2 separate regions of the Homo sapiens genome follow, and region 1 is linked to region 2. Evidence: read pairs that join two places in POLR2A ChIA-PET (ENCODE). Cell type or tissue: HepG2. All regions are shown on one strand.

Evidence for each region. ChIA-PET counts read pairs that join two places held together with the same protein. Peaks named below come from ENCODE experiments on the same cell type or tissue, not always from the same donor. Only the 100,000 strongest peaks of a DNase experiment are listed, where the experiment ranks them.
Region 1: POLR2A ChIA-PET joins it to region 2 with 12 read pairs; 6 of 35 experiments call an interaction of 5 or more read pairs at or near these places.

What each region holds. Positions count from the first base shown.
Region 1 is chr20:17,821,686-17,829,685 of GRCh38, reverse strand. LOC107985440 (a long non-coding RNA gene) reads left to right here. Exons shown (of 3, transcript XR_001754511.2): 2 at 1-16. Among named protein-coding and RNA genes, the nearest start is that of BANF2, 130 kb to the right of the region's middle. In HepG2, a CTCF peak has its summit at 2,413 (motif pointing right); DNase peaks (open chromatin) are centred at 1,805, 3,307, 4,235, 7,545 and 1 weaker place.
Region 2 is chr20:17,872,395-17,880,394 of GRCh38, reverse strand. LOC105372548 (a long non-coding RNA gene) reads right to left here and starts at 7,759. Exons shown (of 4, transcript XR_937297.3): 1 at 7,675-7,759; 2 at 7,472-7,542; 3 at 2,014-2,140. RefSeq lists an enhancer at 3,640-4,542. In HepG2, no CTCF peak of the experiment used is centred here; DNase peaks (open chromatin) are centred at 2,534, 4,904, 6,214, 6,904 and 1 weaker place; H3K4me3 peaks cover 1,909 bases.

The sequences.
Region 1 (8,000 bases), 51 kb after region 2:
GGATCTTGTGGCAGAGGTAGGAGCAAGAGTCAAGCTGGCTTTTTAATGACCGACCGCCATGATAACCCAAGAACCTATTAATACACGAATGGCCCTCATGATCCAGTCCCTTTTTAAAGGCCCCACCTCTCAATGCTGCCATATTAGGAATTAAGTTTTAAGATGAATTTCAAAGGAGACAAACCTTCAAACCATAGCAAAGTCAAGCTTTTTTGAAGGGACAAGATTAATCATAATTTTTATTCTATTTGTGTGCATGTGTGTCCTTTTTAGAGATGGGTCTCACTCTGTCCTCTAGGCTGGAGTGCAGTGGCTCAATCATAGTTCACTGCAGCCTTGAACTCCTGGGCTCAAGTGATCCTCTTACTTCAGCCTCCTGAGTACCTAGGACTACAGATGTGTGCCAATGCACTCAGCTAATTGTTTTCTATTTTTTTAGAGGTGGGGTCTCACTATGTTGCCCAGGCTAGTTTTGAACTCCTGGCCTCAAGCAATCCTCCCATCTCAGCCTCCCAAAGCAGTGGAATTACAGAAGTGAGCCACCATGCCTGGCAAAGAAGGTGTACGAACATACACACACTGGAGTCTTTCTTCTTCTCTTGCCCCTCAGTGGGTGACCCAGTTCCCATCCTGGCAGGCAAATCACATTCCCAGTGTCTGTCTCCTTCCACAGATGATACAAGGGGAGTGTTTAATGGTGTCTCCTGCATCTGTAGCTGGATAGTTTGATCAGTGGGTGTGTCTGATTGTGTCACTCTCTTGCCTAGAAACCGTGGAAGGGTCTTGGAAGGCCAACTAAGATCTTGCTTGGCCCACAGGATCTAGTGCTCTGGCCCGGCCCACCTCACAGCCTCACCTGGTTCTACTCTCTGGCTTGGAGAGACCCCACCACGATGGCCTCCCTCCAGCCTCCGCACAGACCCTTGGATGTGCCATTCCCTCTCTCTGGAAGGCTTTTGCTCCCTTACCCCATCAGCTACTCATCATCCTGCATGTCTTGGCTCCCAGCCCCTTTTCCTCTGGGAAGTGGTCGCCAAATCCCAGGCAGGGTCCTATCACCTGGTAACACCCCTCTCAGGGACAGTGTATTCGCTGTCTGCTCCAGGAGGGAGGAACCTCTTCTAATGTGGGCACCAAGCGCCGTGCCTGGTGCATAATTGGCTGTCAGTAAACATTTGTGGAGAGAGCAAATGCACTCATGAATCCCTCACATCACAGAAGGCGGGGCCAGAGCCAGGGTGGAGGTGGGAGTAGAGGAACTCCGGGGCTGGCTGCTGAGGAAGGTTCTCTCTGATGGTGCAGCAATAGCAGGTCAAGCCCAGGGTCAAGATAAGGAGCCAAACGTCCCAAAGGTCGTAGGTGGTCAGCGATGGGGCCAGCTGGATGTTGCCAGTGGGTAACACTCCTGCTCTGCCAGGTCTGAGGCTCAGAGTTCCCAAAGGAGCAAGCAAGTTCCTAGGAGAGGAAGAGGAGAACCAGACTAGGTATCCGGTCAGGAACAAGGGACCCAACAAAATGAGGTGGGAGACTTGGGGCTGAGGTGCGGGCGGTTGCTCCGGATAATGACAGAATGGATGTGCAGAGGCCTGGCCATCAGCCAGGGTCCTGCACTGGAGATGTCCCATGGAGAAGGCAGGGCCGAGGCCCAGCAAGGCTAATACAATTCTCTCTCCAATGTCTGGAGCCAGCTTAGGCCACAGAAGGTATAGACCATGACATTGACCCAGCTAAGTCCTACAGTGTCCGTTGGGCCAGGAAAGGTTGTTTAAGGGATGAACAGGACAATCTCTGCAAACAAAAAAGTCTCACATTTTTGGCCTAAGGCCAGAGGGAAAAGCAAAGTTCACCAACAACAGCCCCATGATCCCTCTCCACCTTCCACCTGAAGTGAGAGGCAGGGTGAAGCCCAGCAAAGCTTTCTGCACTGTGTGACTGCAGGGGGCAAAGGATATTCATGGAGAAAAGAAAGAAAAACCCCAACAGGGATTTTCTTCAGTGCATGGAACTGGTTTTGTTTTATTTTGTTTTTTAGAGTTTCCTGCAACTTTCTATTTTTTTTCTATACATGAATGCCAATTATTTTTACACTTTTACCAAAGACAAAACCCTTTTCAAGGATTCTGTACGCATCCCCTGAGAGTACTGGTTCTAAACCTTGACTACATGTTAAAATCACCTAGGGAACTTTAAATACGCCAATGCCTGGGTCCCACCGCGAGGTGATTCAGATTTTAGTGCTTGGCAGTGTGGCCTGCCCAGGTGATTATAATGTGCAGATTGAGAGCCACTGCCCTAAAATGAGTATGCACTAGAGAGGTCGAATAAAAGATATGCTCTTACCAAGCACCCATATCCAGGAAGGCCATGTTCAGTTGTATGAGCTGCGTACTGCATACCTCCAGGGGACACCATTTGCATAGCCTATAACATAAAAGTGCCTCCCTGGAGTTATGCAATGTGGCAGCCTTGTAAGTATGGATATATAAATTACATATTCATAGATACATAATTTAAACATTGATTGCATCTGTTCACTATAATTCTCAGTGGGAGGGATGGAAATGATGTTCAGTAGGATATACAGAGTATTTTGGAAGACTTAGTTTATATTGTCTGGGATTTTAAAATTTGGTGAATCATTCTCCAAGAAGATGATTATAAATTTAAAAAAATAAATAAATAATAAAATCTGATGAAGGTTAAGATAACAATAAAAACACCGAAAGCCAAGGTGACCATGTCAATCTAGAACCATGGGTTGCACGGGACAGAGAAGACTGAGAGAGAGGATGCATCTGAGAGGGCTGGGACGTGTGCAGAAGCACAAGTTTGGATGGGAAGTCTCCAGCAGGCAGTCCGTGGAGGTGTGGCTGGTGGCAGAATTGTTGGAGCAATGGGAGCATCCTGTGGAGTATTTTCCCTCTGCCATGAAGCATTCCTGTTTCTGCCACTGCTATCATTCAGAGATTGAATCTAATTCCCTGCTCTTGGACCTGAGGTGACCTTTGACTTCTTTTAATGAGTAGAATGCAGTGCAAGTGATGCTATATAAGTATAATGGTTTCAGTCATTTTCAGCTTCTGCCTTTACTTCTTTAATGGCTCCTTCTTGGACCCTCACTGCCATTCTGTGAGGAAGCCCAGGCAGCCAAGTGGAGAGGCCCACACAGAGGAACCAAGGCTGCCAGTCAACAGCTCCGCAGATCCCCAGCCAGTAGCCCGGTGGAGCCATGTGAGTGAGGCAATTCTGTAACCTTCCAGCCATCCCAGGGTCCCAGCTAACACTAGGCAAAGCAAAGGAAACACCCGGTCAACCCACAGAATGGAGAGAAATGATACATTTTTGTCGTTTTGAGTCACCAAGTTTCAGAGTATTTTGTGACTCAGAAATAGGTGGCTGAAGCAGGGCCACTTCTGCTCTGCAGGTGGGCACAGGCCAGTCTGCTGGAAGGGTATGTGTGTTGAACTGGCTCTGAGGCCTTGTGAGGTTAGACGTGCTGGAAGATCCTAATAGGGAAAGGTTTCTTTACAAAAATTATACTTATCAAAGTTATATATATACACACACAGACACATATGTGTGTGCGTGTGTGTGTGTGTGTGTTATATAGTGGCAACAACTCAGTTACATCAGAAAGGCTTACAATGAAAAGCAATCGTGTCTCTCCTGCTGTACTTGCCCCTGTTCACTCCCAGTCCTACTCCCCCAAGACAGCATCTTTTGCCAGTTGCTGTTTATGGATTTTCTCCACACTCCAAATCACATACTTATACCTCCGTTCCTCAGTTACCATCTTTAGACAACAGCTATTCACTCCCCAATACCTAAGATGAGCATTTAGCTCACTACTCCCAATGTCTGAACTTTCATGACTATTTTTGACTCCTGCATGAGCATTTCCTCTTCTGACAGCAGTCGCTGATTCCCAGCTCTGTAAGATGAGGACATCAGTGCCCCTCCCTTTCTTTCTGCTTTTCTCTTCCCTTCTTCAATCACTCGTGTTTTGTGCCTCTGCTTCTACCACTTCATAGCACTGTGGTGTTTAATCTCGGGTGCCTGGGCTTCCTGGGAGAGCAGCCATGAATTCCTTAAAATTAAGTGTAAAATTGTGTGTGTGTATTTATGATCCATTTCCTGGGGAGAGTCCAGAGCTTTCATCAGACACTCCCAGAGGGGTCAAGCTCGGGTGCTGTATGGGACTCTGTACTGAGGTCTTCCGTCCGCCACCAGAGCCACCCTCATCCTTCTTCAGACTTCCGGCTGGGTGTGGCCAATGGGGGGCCCGGGCAGGAGTAGCAGGAAGGGGACGAGGAGAGTGAGGAAAGGCATTTGCTTATTCCTGTGGCTCCGTCTCTGCTGGGTCATCTCGGGCTGGTTGAGTCTCAGCTGAAGGACCTTACTCCGCCAACGGTTGCCTTTTCCACGTAGCTATCTCCTTTGGTAAAGGCTTAATTGTTCCTAGCCCCAGGTCACTGCATTTTTCTTGGTGGTCTTATACACCCTGCCCATACCTTTGTAAACAGTCCTTTTAATAAGTCATCTGGAATTCTCTTAATTTGATTGTGACATTTGTTTCCTGTTGGGACTCTGTAATGACCATGTTCCTCGGACACAAACTCTGAGACAGAGGTTATATGCAGGAAGTTTTCGGACAGTGCTCTTGGGCAGAGGGAGGAGTTGAACTGCGATGTTGTCACCATGAGGGCTGGAGCTGGCCCTGTGGGAGATCTGAAGCTGGGATAGTCTTTGGAGTTATTCCAGTCCAGGCAAGGGGGCCCAAATGACCAGACATTGGATGCCAGGAGGGGACATAAGCTTGGTCAAAGTGGGTCTCTTCAGGTGAGGGCAGTTCTCAGGAAGGGCCCCCTGGCAGCAGGGACAGCCTGGCCTCTAGGGCAAGGAGAGCCTGGGTCTCAAAGCGGGAGGGGTTGGGGGTTATGGGGAGGCCCCTGGAATGCACTGCAGACCCAACCTTGGTCTGGTCGCTAGGCCGGGCCTTTTGTTCGCTGCATCCTGACACCTAGCACAGTGTCCCACACAGTGTAGGAGCTCAGCCAATATTTGTTGAATGAATGACTGAATGGAGTAACAACAAGCTTCTTTAATTGATTAAAATTCATAAAACTCAGAGCGCTTATGTATCGCTGCTTTTTTCAATTTTTATTTTTTAACTTTTTGTTTTGAAATACTTTCACACTTAGAAAAAAACTTATAAAAATGAGACAAAAATCATCCAGGTTTCCCAACTTGTAACATTTGCCTCTCTCTCTTATATATGTGTGTATATACACGTATTCACATATATATACGCAAACTGTTATTAATTTCTGAAACACTTTAGAAAGTTGGAGACCTCCTGCCCCTTTATCGTTAAATATTTCAGCATCTATCTCCTAAACATGAAGACATCTTCTTACACACCTGCGGTGCAATTTATCAAATTCAAGAGATAGAACACTGACTCATAGCTACTATCTGATGTACAGTCCCTTATAGAAACTCCCTCCCCACGTCAAGGATTTGATCCCGGATTACACCCTGCCCTCCACTGTCTTGTCTCTTGGTCTTTTTCCTTTGTCCTTCATGGCCCTGGCATTTTAAAGGACCCATTGTTTCAGGAAATGCTCTCAAGTTCAGGTCTGTCTGTTTCCTTATGATCAGATGAAGGCTGTGCCATTGGCAGGAACCACTCTTCATCTCCAAACCTAGTGGGTTCAAAGTTCACTGCGTCTCTCTTCCCTGTACTCTCCTCAGGGAGGAGCCACTATACCCAGTTTCTATTCTTAGGTCCAAGGGTGAAATCACCTACTCAAGGTCGCACACTTAATGACTGAGCTAAGTCCAGGTACCCTTAGCTGCCGCTCAGCATCTTTTTCACCACACCTGGTAAAAGAAGGGACTTCCACAAACACTTCCCCTCTCCCTTGGCCTCTGGAGGAGGCACCCACTTCCTAACCCAGCCCTTCGTTGTGCTAACTGGGGTAATGGGCTACCTTGATTTTCAAAATAAAGCCTCTAGAGCTGCTCTCAGAAGGGAAACCTCTGGAAGAGGGCTTGTAGGAGGGGGAGGAGGGAGAAGGGGGAGTGAGACAGGACGCTGGCAGGGCGGAGAGTTTGAGGGTGAGAGGGAGGGCTGGGTGAGCCCCTGCCCTGTGGCGTGGGCTTTGGAGACAGAGACGGACAGAAGGACTCTGTAAGAAGTTTGCAGTGGGCAGCGTTGGGTTTGGCACATGGCTCCCGACCCCCAACTCTTTCCTCTCCTCCTATGTTTGCCTGCTCAAGAGACTTGAGAAAAAAAAAGGTTTTCAGGGCTTTGGGAGAGGTCTGTGTTTATTCAAAGGCCACTGTGTTTAGATGGGCCCCAGCATGGCCCAGTTATATCCTGGTTACATATGAATGGCGGTGATTTCATTTGGATCAAGGATAAGAGATATGTTTGTGTAATAAACACTTAGAGATGAAACAGGTTGTCCTGGCAGGGTTCCCCAAGGGACTTTTCTAGAGCCGGGGTCGTCAGGGTTGTTGAGTTGGAAAAGACCCCAGAAAGAGCTCTTCTTTATTTCCCTCCAGTTATTTCCCTCCAGTTATTTCGTGAGTGCAAGTTTTGTGTCCCCAGACAGGCTGAACCTTCCAAGGCGCAAGCGTTAGGCCCTGTGAGCCCTCGTTCTGCCACATACTGCCTGTTGAAGTCTCTCACCTCTTTGGGCCTCAGCTCCTTCACCTATGAAATGGGCTTATAAATAGCGACTCTCAGACAGGATGTGCATGGATTAAATGGGATGCTGCCTCCCGACGCACTAGATGGGCTGTAGAGCATGGCACGTGTGTAAGGAACACACGTGTCATTCAGGACAGTGCCAGGGGGTTGGTGGAATACTACAGGACAGAGGAACAAAGCACTGATCTGCCAGCCCCAGGCATCTCAAGTTCAAACTCACCGTGAGCTTTCCCTGTCCTGGCTTCCCCTTGTCACAGTGGAGACGGGCCCAAGAGGGACCTGAGGCCTGAGGGGGTCTGTGCGGTGGCTGCAGGGGGCTGCTTACTGGAAAGAAGGCCTTGGGGAAGTCCCTAGCTTCCAGATTCTCCCCAGGAGCTGCCACTGGAAACCTTTGTCTGGAGACCAAAACTTTTCAAGACTTGACCATGAAGATTTCTGATTTCCCTGGAGAACAGCTCCTCCGAGCAAATCATCCCCTATCCTGGCTTTCAGCCTCGCAGCCCACACCTTTGACATCTCCACGGTAGAGCCAATCTATGCAGCTGGGCCCACTCTCCTCTGCTCCATCGGCAGTCCCACCTCCTTGTCTCCTTTCAGGGGGTCCCACTTTCCAAGTTCACCCCACTTCCAATGCACCTTCCAGATCATGTCAATCCCTGCTCAAAAGCCTTCTGACGCCCTCCGTAGTAAATGTTTTTTAGGTTTGGCCTAAAGCTGCATCTTGTAAGTTAGGCCTAAAGGTTTCTCCAGACACAGTGAACTGTAACCTAGCTGGATGTGTAAACAGACTGTAACCTACTCTTGTGCCAATCACCCAGCTTCAACCAATCACAAGTGGCCAACTGTTAAGTAAGACAAACTCCCAGTTGTAACCGGTCCGGCTGTTTCTGTACCACATTTCCTTCTTCTGGCTGCAGCTTTCTTTTTTCTGTCCATAAATCCTCTCTGACCACGTAGCAGCACTGGAGTCTCTCTGAACCTATTCTGGTTTGGGGGCTGCCCAATTCAAGAATTCTTCCTTGCTCAATTAAACTTTGTTAAATGTGTCTAAAGTTTTTCTTTTAACCATGTTAACCCCCCAGCTTTGCTCTCAAGTCCCTTCATCATTAGAGCCCACCTCACCTTTTCCAGCAAGATCTTTTTTTTTCCCCCTCTGTCGCCCAGGCTGGAGTGCAGTGGCAAGATCTCAGCTCACTGCAACCTCTGCCTCTTGGTTCAAGTGATTCTCCTGCCTCAGCCTCCTGAGTAGCTGAGATTACAGGTGCCCGCCACGATGCCCAGC
Region 2 (8,000 bases):
TTTATAACGGAGGGGCTGAAACGTTCAGAAGCCCCGAGCAGTGGGCAGTTAGATGGGGGCATATTTCAACCCCTGGGGTTGAAGTGGTTGTTCCCAAACCTGACTGTATTTTCATTCTCCGAGGCACGTGTTGAATATCCCAACCCAAATCTCCGGGGACCCAGTCACCCTGCTGCCCTTTGCACAGGCCCCAGAGACTTGTTCTTTTTTTTTTTTTTTTTTTTAATTTTTGTTTGTAGAGATAGGGTCTTGCCATGCTGCTCAGGCTGGCCTTGAATGCCTGGGCTCGTGATCCTCCTGCCTTGGCCTCCCAAAGCGCTGGGAGTATAGGTGTGAGCCACCGAGCCCAGCTGACTTGCTTCTTTAAATTAGTTCCTAGCAGACCCACTTGTGCTTTCCTCCTTTGCCTCTGGCCCTGGGTGTCCTCTCTGAGAAGGGACAACGACAGCGCTCTGCTCTGAGGAGCTGGCTCAGTTGCCTGTCACTTGGATGATGCCTCGTGCCATAGCTTTGGACATCTCCATCAGCACTGCGTCCCCTGCCTTGCAGCACCTGACATAATGGCAGGTGCCCAACAAGTATCTTTGCATTGGATGAAAAGTCTTCTTGGCCAGGCGCAGCGGCTCACACCTGTAAACCCAGCACTTTGGGAGGCCGAGGTGGACAGATCACCTGACGTCAGGAGTTCAAGACCAGCCTGGCCAACATGGTGAAACCCTGTCTCTACTAAAAATACAAAAATTAGCCGGGTGTGGTGGTGGGTGCCTGTAATCCCAGCTACTTGGGAAGCTGAGACAGGAGAATCTCTTGAACCCAGGAGGCGGAGGTTTTAGTGAGCCGAGATCACACCACTGCACTCCAGCCTGGGCAACAAAGAGCGAAACTCTGTCTCAAAAAAAAAAAAAAAAAAAGAAAAGAAAAGTAGTTTCACATCCTTTTTTTTAAATTTCCCCTCAACATTTTATTATAAAGATTTTCAAACACACAGAAAAGTTGAATGCATTTTCCAGTGAACACCCACATATGTACCCCCTAGATGGCATTTTACTGTATCTCTTCATCACACAGCTCTGCATCTACCCATTACTTCATCTTATTGTTTTCCACCTTTCAAGGGGAGCCACAAACCTCAGTACACTTCACTCCCAAAGGTCTCCACATGTATATCATTAAGTAGCATTCAGGAATGCCTTTATAGTTCATTTTAGGTAAAATTTACATAGAGTGAAATGTTCCAATCTTAAGTGCACCATTTGCTGGATTGTGACAAATGCAGACATCTGTTAAATCAGACTCCTCCCAAGGGAAGGATGTTCCCGTCCCCTCAGAAGGTTCCTTCGTGTCCCTTGCCAGTCAGGCCACCCCCACACTGCCCCCTGCGGCAACCCCTGTTCAGGTTTTTATTTCATTATAGATGAGTGTTTCCTGTTCTAAAACTTCTTAGAAATGATTTGTACTGCAGGTGCCCTTCTGAATTCTGGCTTCTTTCCCTCCCTGTAGCGATTCTGAAATCTGTCCTCGTTGCTGTGGGTTTCAGTAGCTTGTCCCCTGCTGTTGCTGAGCGGGGTCCCCCTGTGTGCATGTACCTACCATGGGGTGTTCATCCCTCCCACTCTGTATCACTCAGCACACATTAAAACACCCTTATATACTATCTCTCACTCAACTCAATTTGCCTGAGGTCCCACTGCCAATTCAAGGGCAGTCAGGATTTGTCTCTATGTTTCCAGGCAGGGAACCCATCCAAAGGTCACCGATGAAGACCTGCCCAATCTTACTGGCCCTCCGGTGGCCTCTACTCAATCTGCCCCCTGCCCCAGCCAGCACTGCAGGGCTTCCTGACGGTGGTGGGTACGTTGGCTGCCTCGGCTTCCTCTCCTCATGTTCCCCCTTCAATTCACTGCAGGCTGGCTTTGGCTGCCCCTTCCCATCTTATCAGTCCTCCTAGTAACATCCAACGCGGCCACCCCCGCTGCTCAGAGAAACCTCCCCTCTGTTGCCCTCTGTGCTCACCCGCCTGCCTCCACGGCTGCTGCGACTCAGTTTCCTTGGCTGTCCCTCCTCTCGGTGACCTTCAGCGTTGAGGAGTCTTCAAGGTCTAGCTCTGGACAGTTGTCTCTGCTCTCTGAACTCTCACTTCCTACAAGGTTGCATCCAGAACCATGGCTTTAAATTCCACCCAGGTGCTGGTAACGCCACAGCCAGACCTTCCCTTAATTCCGGAATCTCCAGGCTTGGATAACCATAATCTCCACTTCAGGCTCAAATAATCCTCCCAAATTTAACAGCACCAGAAACAGAAGCCTTGGTTCCCCTCTCTAGTCTGATCCTGCCCTGCCCTCCCATCCCCAGTAAGTGGTCCCATGAACCCAGAGGTAGCTCAAGCCTGAAGCCTGGGGGTTGTTCTTGATTTCTCCCATGTCCTTGTCTCCTACATCTAACTTATTACCAATCCACAGAGCATCCATCTCCAAATCACATGCTTTTTTTAAACCATAGTGTGGAGGTATGATTGACACACAAAAAGCTGTAGGTTTTTTTTTTGTTTGTTTTGAGACGGAACTTTGCTCTGTCTCCCAGGCTGGAGTGCAGTGGTGTGATCTCGGCTTGCTGCAACCTCCACCTCCCAGGTTCAAATGATTCTCATACCTCAGCCTCCCGAGTAGCTGGGATTACAGGCATGAGCCACCATGCCTGGCTAATTTTTGCATTTTTAGTAGAGATGGGGTTTTACCATGTTGCCCAGGTGGTCTCAAACTCCTGACCTCAAGTGATCCACCCGCCATGGCCTCCCAAAGTGCTGGGATTACAGGCATGAGCCACCACGCCCAGCCTGTAGATATTTAATGTATACAACTTGATGGATGGAGATATGTACACACCTGCGAAAACATTCATCAAGGCCATAAACTTATCCATCACTCTAAGTGTCCTTCCGTCTCCTCTGTTTCTTTTTCATTTCCTTATGTGGTAAGAGGACTAAACATGAGATCTACTCTGTTAGCAAATGTGTAAGTGTACAGTACAGTATTGTTAATCACAGGCCCTAGTTGTACAGTAGATCTCCAGAATGTATTCATCCTGCGTAACTGAGACATTGTACCCTTTGACCAACATCACTCTGTTTCCCCCTCTTCCCAGTCCCTGGCAATCATCATTCTACTTTCTGCTTCTATGAGTTTGGCTGTTTTCCGTTCCATGTATAAGAGAGAAAGAGCAGTATTTGATTTTCTCTGTCTGAGTTACTTCAGGATCTCATCATGTCCTCCAGGTCCATCCATGTTGTCACAAATGGCAGGATTGATCCCTCTCTCCCTTCCTTCCTTCCCTCCTTTCTTCTTTCTTTCTCTTTTTTAGATACCGGGTCTCGCTCTGTTGCCCAGGCTGGAATGCAACAGTGCTGTCATAGCTCAGGGCAGCCTCCAGCTCCTGGGCTCAAGTGATCCTCCTGCCTCATCCTCTTGAGCAGTTCAAACTACAGGCATGCGCCATGATACCCGGCTAATTTTTAAATTTTTTGTAGAGACAGGATCTTGCTTTGTTGCCCAGGCTGGTCTCAAACTTCTGGTTTCAAGTGATTGATTCTCCTGCCTTGGCCTCCCAAAGTGCTGGGATTACAGGTGTGACCAACCACCCTGGCCCTGGATTTCCTTCTTTTTAAATGTCGAATAATATTCCCTCATAGGTGTATACTACAATTTCTTTATCCATTTTTCCACTGACGGACATTTAGGTTGTTTCCAGATCTTGGCCATTTGTGAGTAACACCGCAATGAACCTGGGTGCGCAGATATCATCTCTTCAAGATCCTGATTTCAGTTCCTTCAAATACAATCTTAAACCTCTCCCCTTCTTTACCCCCACTGCCACTGCCCTAGTCCTTGGGCCATGCTTAAACTACAAGTATTTCTGGTTTATCTGTAATTCAGATGTAACTGGCTGCCCTGCCTGTGAGGGGCTGCAGCCGGCTAGCACCTCCTCTCTAACCTCGTCCCCACTATGGAGTTCCTGTTCCTGCTACCCAGGCCAGGCGGGCTCAGAGTGAGCCAGGACAACCCCCTGCCTCCGCTTCTTTCCCCCTGCCTCCGCTTCTTTCCCCCTGCAGGCATCTGAGGGGGAAGCAGATCCTCTGCAACCGCGAGATCTGAGATGTCTCCGCTGCTCAGGCAGAGCGGGGTCTCTGCCCTACTGCTCAGACACAGGCGTTCCACTTGGCTTGCTGTCAAGAGACTGACTCCAGAGCTCTGATTTTAAGGATCGAGGAGACTGACATCTGTGAGGATCCCAGCAGAGGGCCTGCCTGGCTTACTCGGGGCCAGTACATGGCAGTGCCCCCTTGGTCCTCCTCATGCCTGCTTCCCCCTGGGCACAGACAGGGGCTGGGCTGGTGAGGAAGCCATTCTCCAGGGGGAGCAGATCTGACAGGACTCATTTCTCCTCTCCCTGAGCAGGCTTCTTTTAAAACTACTGCATGTTTGGCCAGGTACCGTGGTTCATGCCTGTAATCTCAGAACTTTGGGAGGCTAAGGTGGGTGGATCAGCCTGGGCAATATGGTAAAACCCTGTCTTTACAAAAAACATGGAAAAAATCAGCCTGGCATGGTGGCAAGTGCCTATAGTCTCAGCTACTCGGGATGCTGAGATGGGAGGATCACCTGAGCCCGGGAGGTTGAGGCTGTGGTGAGCCATGATCATGCCACTGTACTCCAGCCTGGGTGACAGAGTGAGACCCCGTATCAAAACAAACGAAAAAACTCCCCAAAACCCCCCACTGCATTTTAAACCATGCACAGTAGTGAGCAGTCCTGTTTCAGGGCAGTTCTGGGAATTACAAGGACAAAATCTGGCCTTCTGCCTGGTGGAGCAACGTGGGGGTGTGGACGCCTGTGTGTGAACGCCCCTCACCCACGTGGGACAAAGTCCATCCTCTGTGCCAGGCCCTGGGCAAGCCAGCCCGGCTGATCCACCTTGCTCCTCCCCCTCTCTTCTTTGTGTTCCCTGCAAACTCCTGCCAAGTTTGCAAGCAGAAAGAGCTGACGGTTTGGGGTTGTGCAGAACATTCCTTTCTAGAATAGAAGTCAGCTGGTGGGGAAGCAGATGCCCCTTACTCTCGGTGCCTCAACTTCCTCATTGGCCTAACGGGGCTTAGGAATTCTGCCTGCTTCTCCTGGAGAGCACAGGGGACCCACCAGGCCCCCAGTGCTCAGTAAGAGGGGTACCTTCTGTCCATGCAAGTGGCCCTCCTTTGAGACCCAGCGCCCGACTGCCCAACAACTTGGAGCTGTTTCCTCCTTGTTCGTAGCACTTTCTGGCCTCTTCCCTTGCCGTCTTCAGTGGGTGGCATGGTGGCCCTTTCTCTTTACATTTTTTTCTGGCACTAGAATCTGAGCTCCTTGATCTGCAGGGATTGTGGTTTCCCCACACAGTGCCTGGCACACAGATAGTGCTCAATAAATGCTCACCACGGCAGAATTTAACTGTCTTTGAGGTATCCAGAATATAGAGACAGGTTCCTCCAGCTTCCTACTCCCTCAGGCCTATTCTAAAACAAAACCTGAATTTCTGTCCCTGAAGGCAGGTCCTCCTTTAGCCAACTGCAGGTCTCCTTAGGAAGAGTAAGATTCCAAGTCCTAATTTATCCTTTTTATACCTAAGGTGGATCAGCCCTGATTTTATGCTGGGACCTTTACTTGTACTATTTTATTTAATCCTCAAGATAACCCTATGAAGTAGGTACTGTTAATATCATCCCCATTTTACAGATGCAAAAACTGAGGACCAGAGAGATTAGGCAACTTGCCCAAAGTCACACAGCCAGCAAGCAGTGCACAAGGGATTTGAACCCAGACCCTTCTGATACCAGAGCGAATGCCCTTGAACCTCTGGGCTACACTGCCTGAGGGCTGCAGGGCTCTAAAGGGATAAGGAAGGAAGCTTGGAGGGACTGAGTGCCAGGGGAGTGAGAGGGGTGTGTGTATGAGTGTGTGGGTGGGTGGGGCTTTGCAGGGAGGCGGTTGCTACAGAGGGGCAGGGGAAGGGGGGTGCTGGAACGTGGGGAAGGTAGACAGAGGAGCCCCAGAAGCAGTCAGCTGTGCTGACGATGGATGGGGCAGGAGAAGAGAAACCCCAGGCAAGGGAGGTGAAGCTCTGAGCGGCCACACCAAGCTCTCCCTCCTGCCCAGGGCACAGCGCCAGGCCTTACTTTTGAAGCTAACGAGAAGCAGATGAAGGAGTGGGATGGGCTAGAGGCGGAGACTGCCTCTGCTACGTGGCACCCCTCGGCAAGCCTGGAGCTTCTGCCAGCGGCCAAGAGTGGGGCAGGGCCTTGCAGCTGGACTGTGGGTCTCCCTCAGGGTTTACTACAGCTTGGACTTGCCAGTGCAAGAGGGTGGATCTTATTCAAAGATAGGTTCAAACATTAGCAGCCTCAGTGAACGATGCAGCCTGGGCTCCATGGAGTTGCTACCACCCATAAGAGGGTGTCCCTCCTGCCATGGGCTTCCCTTTCCTTCCCTGACACATGGACAATCCAGCCCACAGGTCTGAGCCCCCCAGAGCAGCTGGCTCCCAGGCTGCGCCATCCCTTCCAGGGAGGGGTGGGAGTGGGTAGTGCAGGTGCTTGGAAGCCAGAGGGGTGGCTCTGAAGGGATAGCTAGGATTCAGGATCCAGGGAGAGCACTGGGGGCTGGGGTGGCAGCCCCCTGTGGGCCAGGACTGGGTGTGTTGGTGACAGCAGCATCCGCAGCACCTTGCATGGTGTGCCTAGTCGATGCATAATCAACACTTTAGTTACGTCACATAACGGCTCTGTAAACAGGATCTGGAATCAGCCATGGGCTTGAACCTCAGTCCCACTATTACTAGCTCAGCAGAGGGCTTGACCCCCCTCCCCAACTTTTTTAGTGACAGGGTCTTGCTCTGTCACTCAGGCTGGAGCGCAGTGGCATGATCATAGTTCACTGCAGCCTTGAACTTGTGGGCTCAGGCGATATTCCAGCTTCAGCCTCCGGAGTAGCTGGGATTATAGGCGTGTGCCACCACACCTGGCTAATTTTTAAATTTTTTGTAGAAATGAGGTTTCACTTTGTTATCCAGGCTAGTCTTGAACTTCTGGGCCCACGTGATCCTCCCGCCTTGGCCTCCCAAAGTGCTGGAATTACAGGCACGAGCTACTGTGCTTGGCCAGGGCTTAACCTCTTTAAGCTTCCATTTTCCTATCCGAGGCTTCCAACTCAGGCAGCTCTGAGCCAGCTCTGAACCAGTCACGACTTGCTGCCTCTTAAAGGTGCAGAGCTCAGCACAGTGCCTGGCACATAGTAAGTGCTTAGTAAAAGCCATCATGGACATTTAATTCACAAACAGGTGGAGGATGCAGCAGAGTGTCCTGGGTCTTCCTGAAAGAAGTGAAGTGATGGCATTTTGTACTTTTCATCATTCATTCATTCAATCTTCATTCAACTCTCCTACAAACCTGGCCTAAAATGCAGGCAGAGTTGGTGTTGGGGAAGGAGATGGCTGTGGGTCCATTATACTCCATGAAGCCTGTTTGAGGGAAAGAAGCAGAGAGCCCTTCAAGTGAACCGGAGGGAGACGGGCTCCTATTAGGAAACCCTGGACTCAGGGAACTGATTACCAGAGGAGCCTCACAGCAGCCTCCTGGGAACGGAAGGTTACCAGGCAATCCGGGGCTGGGTCACTTCTCTGCCGGCCTGTGCTAGTCTCCCTGCGCACTGACTATCCCCGCGAGACTCTTCTGCTCCCCCAAACTCAGCATGCAACAGACTACGGGTTGCCGTGGTAACAACCAGGGCTCCAGTTTTATATGTTCTTACCACTTCCGGGTCAATACCACTTCCAGGTCAATACCACACCCGGGTCAATACTACCTGACTGTGGTTGGGTCTTTTTGAGTTCAAATTCTGTCGCCCTCTCATAAGTGGGGGGGCTATCTGTCTCAAACCTGATAGTTTGCTTCTTCCTCATCAGCAAGAAGGGGGATC